2 separate regions of the Homo sapiens genome follow, and region 1 is linked to region 2. A link is a loop called in an ENCODE intact Hi-C map of the cell type or tissue named here. Cell type or tissue: Calu3. All regions are shown on one strand.

Region 1 (4,000 bases), 360 kb before region 2:
GGGTGTGCAGAAGCCCTGAGGCAGGAATGAATTCAGCAGGTTTAAGTATAGAAATGAGGCCTGTGTGCTTGGAAGGGAATGTGCCCAGGAAGGATGGGGGAGCCAGAGTGGGCTGCTGGGGTTTGGGGTGCACTTTAGAATCCCCTGAACAATGTGGGAGCTCCTGGCCTGGGGCCTAGCCATGGTCGCTGGCAAGCTCTGCAGGTGATCCTGGTGAGAAGCCGGGACACAAATACCTGATGGCCGCTGACGGATTTGAGAAGCAGATACGCAAAAATGATCTGAGTGTCAACCATAAAACTCAGGAGTTGAGCTTTGTTTCTTCTCAGTCTATGCATATAACACCTTTAAAATGTTTCTTTCTGACATTATGAATCTTGACTTCATGAAACTAAGAAGAAATATAAAGAAAACAAGTTATTCTGGGTGAAATGTTCTCATGCTGGGTCATTAGCAGTTGCAGAAAAAAAAAAACCCATTATCTCCTTGCTAACTATTTTCCAACAACGTTAAAGATTTTATGACATTTATTTTATTGAAAATAATTAGTGCCTGCCGGCCTGGCAGGCAGCTGAGAGGAAGGCACTGTCCCCAGAGCCCTCTGCTGCAGCCTCTACCCAGGTCCAGGGGCTGCCGTTCCTGCATCTGCGCTTATCCCCGCAGGCGCTTTTGTAGCGGGTGTTAGTGGCTCTTGGCTGATTAACAAAGATAAGTTTAATTTTACCCTTAGATGGGAACACGGAGATTCAGTCTTATCTGATGCCTGCCAACTTCAGGCTCTTCTGTCTAAATTATGGGAATTTGGATTTCCTTGGCTGTCCACCATCAGAAATCAGTAGATTTCTGCAAAGGAAACCAAACAGGACTCCAGCTGTCCAGGTACCATCTGCCAGAAATGGGTTGATGCTACTTCTATTTACAAAAATACTGGCTGTGGAGTGTGTGTCTGTCCCACAAATCCAAGGCTTTCTAGCCTGGCCCTGGGGGTCCAATGTAGGGAGGGAGTTCAGCTGTGAGGCGCAGGCCAAGCCTGTGCTGTGCCTGGGGGAGATGCTCAGGGACCTGGCAGCCACTCATGGAAACTCTGCGTGGCACATCCTCAGGAGAAATCCAGGCCACCCACAGCCTGTGGGGCTGTAAGTGGACAATTTGCTGCTTTGAGTCTCAGTTTCCTTGTCTGAAAAAGGGCCTGATGATAGAGCTTGCTTCTTAATTTCAGCTGTGTTTGTCCTATGCTCTGCCACATTAACTGGGGCAACTTGGTTAGAAGCAACCCTGGCCCCGACCTGATCCCCTTCACTGTGGGGCCCTGGCCAGTTTTCTATGGGGATGGGAGCCCCCAGCCGGGCTGATCCACAGCTGCCCTCATGGGATTGGTTGAGTGATGCAGCACTTTGGCCACCATCCCCTGACCACGCCTGGCTCCTAGTGCCCTTGGGGGTCCTGAGCTTTTGGCTGTGGGAGCAGAAGTCCCAAGGGAGGCTCTAAGAATAGAGTCCTTTCCAAAACTCTCATTTCCAAAGTCTGAACTGACTTTGCAATACTAAATAAATATTGAACGAAGTTGACCTTCTCTCTCCTGCCAGAATTTTCAGCTTCTTTTTCTAAAATCCATGCTAATAGCTTCTGAACCTTTTCCTCTGCGAGAAACCCCCTCTTTTTCAAAATACTTGCTGAAAAGTCGATATCTCGTAAAAGACAAATGCATGAAACTACCAGGAACTTAGGAAGTCCAAGGGAGTCTGAGAAAAATCATAACTTGGTAAGAAAATCTTAAAAAATATTTTTATTAGCTTCTTGAGTAATGGAATTTAGTCAGGACTTCAGACAGAGCCAAATATGAAATTTGTTGTTATTTAATATTATCCAACATGAAACTGCTCTCCATTTTAAGCAATGGTTTAAATGTTAATTTTCATTAGGGATCTTTCTGCTTTCAGGAAAAATAACAGTCAAACCTAGCGCAAACTTGATTAGGTGATTGTTTTGCTTAAAATCCCCAGAGATTTAAGGTTAGAGATTTCATTCTCATTGTCCTTTGGCTCTGACCGAGGCTTCTCACCTTTCAGTCTTGCTGTTGACTGCTGTCTACTGTCTACCTGCCTCCATTCCGTGCCTCCACAACTGCCCCCAACCAGTTTCCAACTGGAGGGGACTGGCTCCTCCATGGAACCCTGGAAATCTTGCATATATCCACCAGGCCATGTGGCAAGACTGTCACTGTGGCTAAATCCAAATCTTTGCAGAGTGTCTTGTGGTCCTCTTAGACCATGGGATTGATCATGGAGGCTTATGAGAAGCTGCCATTTCTCAGTTGCTTCCCTGGGATTGAGGAGGCTGTGGTGAAAGTTTCTCATGGCCTCCTGGCTTCTGACGAGACCTCCCTTTGGGCACAGCTACAGGTGATAGAGCTGCTTTGCCACAGGGTGGCAGGGTGTCCCATCCCTCATTCCTGTTGCTGTTGTTTCTGCACTGTCTTGAACAGGGACCTGGGGAGCTGGCACGTGCAGCTCCTCCTCTTTTTGCCGTTCATGGGCCCAGTAAACTCTCCTGGCCTGAGAAGGGCTCCTTGTTTCTCTGCCTGCTGAATCAGTCCTGTCAGCCTCTGCTTTGTCTTGTTCTTGATATCTCCTCTCCTCCCTGCTCCCGGCCCTCTCCCTGAGATTCAAGTCTGTGTTTGGGGCTCTTCACTTGCTCTGTGGCACCTCTTTCTGAGATGCTGCTTGCCTATCCTAACTTCAAACTGTGGAGTGGTCTGTCTTCTCTGTAGTGTCTTTGCTCTGCCCTGCCCAGCTATGGGCTGGAATCTCCAATGTTTCAAGTGATGAAAGTGGTAGAATATGTCACCTTTGAAAATGGGGAAACTGCCCTGTCTCCCTCAGCCACACAAAGCACCAGCAGGGGCAGGACACCAGGGGTCTTGGCTGAGGTCCTTTTCAGCTCTGAAAGCTCAGTATCCATCCAGAAGCGCACCAGTCTCCTTGGGAGCTTTAGAGCAGATGACAAGATTGTTGGATACAGGTGGCCAAAGGAGCCCTTTTTTCTTGGGACATTGAAGAAACAGATTAAAATGCTACCTGCACATGTGGTACTTAAAACCCCGCTGTGCTCCTGAATTCCCTCATTCGTAAAATGGTAATACCAATATTTATCTCTCCACCTGTTGAGAGGACCCCAGAAAGGTGTCTAGGAGGACACTCTGCCCCTCCAGGACCTGCCACCCCATGTCCTATGGGAAAAGCACAGACATGGGATCCGAAAGATCCTAGGTCTTGCTCTAAGTCTCTCCCTCAACAGGTGGGAGAAAACCTTAGTTTTCTTATGTACCATATGAATGTAGCATTAATAGCTAACTTATGAGGTTTCTGTGAAGATCAGTGAGATTATTAGCAAAAATATATATGAAAGTTCCCAGGCCATAGGAGACACATAATAAATGTTAACTGAATTGATGTTTGAAGTTGTAGGCTTTGCACATCCTATTGGCTTAAAACTAATTAGAGATACGTGCTCTCACCAGGAAATAAGTACCTAACACTCTTACCACATCGTCTTAGGAAGGCAGTGTGGAGCTGCTTGATGGCCTCTGAGTCACATTGCTTCCCTAGAAGCTTATTGGCCAGAGTTGCAAAGTTCTGCTGCCTGAGCCATCTGAGGGCTGTGTCTGCTGTGCTGGTGCCCATCCATGTTGGAGCAGAAAGGACCCTAGCTGAAGCTCAGAGGCTGTGACTGGAGCCACGACAGGAAGGGCAGGCTGCTGCTTCTGCAGAACCAGAGGCCTGGGGGAGAGGCCCCAGAGCTCAACACAAAAGCCCCAGATGAAGCCCTAGTGAGGCCAAGTCCTGTCTGAGACTCTGCCGTTGGGGTTGCCTGTGAGTGGCTGACACTGACCCCTGCCCCCAGCCCCTTTATTGGGATTCTGCTGTTCTCATCCCTGTCCCCTGGTGCAGCTACACACATTTGCTCAGAAAGAGAGCCCCCAGCAGCTTAGATTTCAAGA
Region 2 (4,000 bases):
GCTTCCAGCCAACATAATATGGTAAAGCCATAGGATGTCACCTTGTCATTAGTTTATAAAACATGATGCTTCCATGTTGCTAACAAATTCTATTGCCTTCTCAGTTCCTTGCTTTGATGAAGCAAGCTGCCATGTTGGAGACAAATGACTGAGGACAATGTCCGGCCAACAAGCAGAAAGGAAATGAATCTACCACCAACTATGTGGACATGGAAGTGGATTCTTTTCCTGTTGAGCCTTCTGATGACTCCAGCTCAGCCGATGCCTTGATGCAGCTAGGTGAGAGACCTCCAGCTAGGTGACCAGCCATCCAGTTGGCCCTGGACTGAGGGAAGTGGCTGGGATGCAGGGCTTTCTATTGTCTAACTGATGCAGTTTCTAGAAACCCATCCCAGCATGCCTGGAAATGAATTTTTTGGGATGAAGTCTTTTTGGTGCTAAGACAGGGAAAATCCTGGGCAAATTCTGATGAGTTGTTCATCTTACGCAAGAGACCCAGGTAACCTGTGCCTGGATTCCTGATCCACCGAAATCATGAGCTAATACATATAGGCTGTTTTAGGCTGCTAATTCCTGTGGCAATTTGTTGCCGGCAATAGATAGGGAGATGGGAAGGGATTGGGCTGAATATAATAAACATATTAGAAATGCAACGGGTTTTGTTTTGTGTGACAGACCAGGGAGTTTAGATTATTCATGGGCAATAAAGTACGACCATGAGTTCTTTTTTTAAAGATTATTTTTGATTAACAAATCGTAACTACTTACACTTATGAAATGTAATGTGATGTTTTGATAGAAGTATACAATGTGGAAGGTTTAAATCAAGCTAATTAGCATAACCATCAGCTTGCTTGGATACCAAGAGTTCTGAGCATGAAGGTGCCAGGCTTGGTCACTGCTTTGCACAGTCTTCTCATCTAATACTAATTAAAATAGAAATTTAACAATAACCCATACTCTGAGTACTTAATATGTGCCAGTCTATGGACTCTGTCCTTACACACCTTATTAGATCTTCCTCAAATGTTCATTAAATTTTGTCTATATTTCAGAAATTGGAAAAATAAGGCTTGGAAATATTAAGGAATATGTCTGAGGTCATTCATTCAGTCAGTGGGGGGCATGATTTGAATGTTCCTCTGTGAACCATGATGAAGGAGATAGGAGAGTCAACTTTTAGGACTGATGCAATTTTCAGGTCTTGAGAAATGAACCAAATTTCCATGTGGCATGGTTACTCTAATTGTAGAGATTTCAAATGAAGATGACGTTTACCTTTTCTCCATTATTAGCTGATGTTCCAAAATATTTATGTCTTCACTTGAGGGAAGATAAAGAAGTCAGGGGATTAGTTGCCAAACTAGATGTAAAGCCACGTGCTTGCGCATCCTGCACAGAGGGTAACCAAGCATTTCCTTCTGGTAGTCCTGTGTGGTGGCACAGAGACAGGTGAGGGTTTCCTTCAGGAACACACACACCATTGTGCATCAAAGGAAGAGCAGATGTGGGTGAGAATGATAACAGTAGTATTAAAGGAGTTCAATTGTAGTTAATTCAAGAAAAAAGAAGTACACAAAACTGTAAATGAGAGAGAGAAGTAGAAATGGTTCGGGGGGAAGTTAAATAATTGTATAGATTACTGTGTGCAAATACATGTGAAAACCTCTATGTGACTTTAGGGAACTATAAACATTCAAATAACCCAAGAAGAGAGAAATAAAATGTAAATGACTCCACATCTTATAAATCTTAATGATTAATGATGGAGAAAAACTAAAAACACTCAGATAGTCTTCTATATAAGAATAAGAGCAGTTTCATGGGTGAATCTTATAAAAGAATAAACTTTATGTGAAGATATACTTATTTAAATTCCTCAGTAAAGTGATGATGTATTTTACCTCTTATATTAGTAATATTTAAGAAGTTTTATAATATTTAGTACTAATTTTTATCAAAATGTAGAAACTATTCCGAGTCAGCAACTCTACTTCTTTTAATTTTTCCTACAAATTTCATGCAAAAGTATGCACACTTAGGAAGTTTTGTCTGTAATAACAAAATACAATTAATGACCAGGTGATAATTGGTAATAGTGGAAGATAAATGATCTGTGAAATCTGTGAAAATCCATGGGGATATAAGAAACAATAAAATGTGTTGACATGAGCTGACATGGAAATAAATTGAGGGAATGTGACTAAATGTTTTTAAAGCAGACTATAGAATGAGTATCTGCAGTATGATTTTTTAAAAGTAGATAAAAAGGTAGAGAAAGCTAGATCAAGAGAGAGAAAGACACAGAGGTCAAGAGAGAAGAGTACAGAATTAAGAATAGAGAAGAAGATGGAAATTGGCATAGGGATAAAAGTAGGATATGGAAAGAGATAGAGACAGGGAAGATAGAGACAGAAGTAGAGCGTGAAATAGCTGGAGCTACCCATTGTGTATGTGCAAGGGAAACCTCTAGAGGCATGTACAGGAGCCTGCTCCTAATTTTTCTCTAGGGAACAAAACTGTGGATTTAATATCAGCTGCAGACCGACAATTAGTTGTCTTTAAATTATAAAATATTTCAGATATATGCACATATAAGACATAATAAACATAATTGCTTCTCTAATTGCTAGTAAAATAAAACGTTACAAAACCATTGTCTTTCATAGCCTTCCAAGGTTGAGTCCCCTCTCTTCTTTCTAGAGGTCACCATGACCTTGAATTACGTCTTGTAACATCTTACATAAGACATTATGGTGTTGAGGGGTTTGAGGGAGTCCAGCTGTGGCTGCAGGTCCCAGGGTTTCCAGTCCACCTTACCAGTGGTAAAGTTGAGGTATATGCACACACATACACACATGCATATATATGAAACTGTAAAAATATGTTACCATCTTTGTATATTTTTACATTTGTAGAATAGTAACATTATATATATACTTTTATGACTTTTGTTTTTTCTACTCTTATTATCACTACTCCCAGGCCAACATATTCTTTGATTGTATGGTTCTTCCTCTACTTTTTATATTTTTTTCTTATATTTAAATATCTTTTCATATGGATACCTGCATTTCTAAGGCAGTCATTTTCACTGCTTACACCGGGATGAAGACCTAGCAACCTGCTTGAGCCTTCTCTGGTGGCAGCATCATGAGAACCTGTCTGGCCGCCACCGTGACTTGTAAAGTTGCCGTGACTCTCCCTGCGCACATCTCCTTATGCTCATGTTTCTTCCTAGAGTAGGTACACTCTCTTCCTAGAGGAGAGAAATGGAATTGTTGGATTGCATCACAGATACATTTTTTAATATACTCAATATTTCCAAATTTCTCTTCAGTTTGCAGAAATACACACATAGTGTTGAAATGCTCCTTGCTCTATATTTGTACCAACATTTTCTTTTGTAGAAGTTTTTTACTTCAGCTTATATTTATGAAATAGTATCAATATGAGATCTTAATTCCAATTTCTTTTTTCTTTTTTTTTGACGGAGTCTCGCTCTGTTGCCCAGGCTGGAGTGCAGCGGCGGGCTCTGGGCTCACTGCAAGCTTCGCCTCCCAGGTTCACGCCATTCTCCTGCCTCAGCCTCCCGAGTAGCTGGGACTGCAGGCACCCGCCACCACACCTGGCTAATTTTTTTGTTTTTGTATTTTTAGTAGAGATAGGGTTTCACCCTGTTAGCCAGGATGGTGTCGATCTCCTGATCTCATGATCCGCCCACCTCGGCCTCCCAAAGTGCTGGGATTACTGGCGTGAGCCACCCCGCCGGGCCCCAGTTTCTTAATTATTACCAATGTCTGTCATGTGGAAGAAATTATTATTCCATTTTCCTCTGTGTCTAGACATGTGGAAGGCTGCACTTTGTACCCCCATTTTAATCTTTTTTTGGGTGAAGGGATGAAAAAGTCACATAATTATCTTTGGCTCTCTTCTTTGAAAAGTTTACATGTGGTTTGGCACCTCCTTTGAAAGGCAGCAGCTTTCTCATGTTAACACC

The links. A loop is a pair of places that touch in the nucleus more often than their neighbours do. Peaks named below come from ENCODE experiments on the same cell type or tissue, not always from the same donor. Only the 100,000 strongest peaks of a DNase experiment are listed, where the experiment ranks them.
Region 1: a loop joins it to region 2, with 13 times the contacts of the local background. A loop is called at or near these places in 4 of 110 quality-filtered maps.

What each region holds. Positions count from the first base shown.
Region 1 is chr7:45,982,417-45,986,416 of GRCh38, forward strand. The region is part of intron 3 of LOC102723446 (a long non-coding RNA gene); the gene reads left to right. Among named protein-coding and RNA genes, the nearest start is that of IGFBP3, 63 kb to the left of the region's middle. In Calu3, no CTCF peak of the experiment used is centred here; DNase peaks (open chromatin) are centred at 2,435 and 3,625.
Region 2 is chr7:46,345,531-46,349,530 of GRCh38, forward strand. No RefSeq gene overlaps it. Among named protein-coding and RNA genes, the nearest start is that of IGFBP3, 430 kb to the left of the region's middle. In Calu3, no CTCF peak of the experiment used is centred here; no DNase peak of the experiment used is centred here.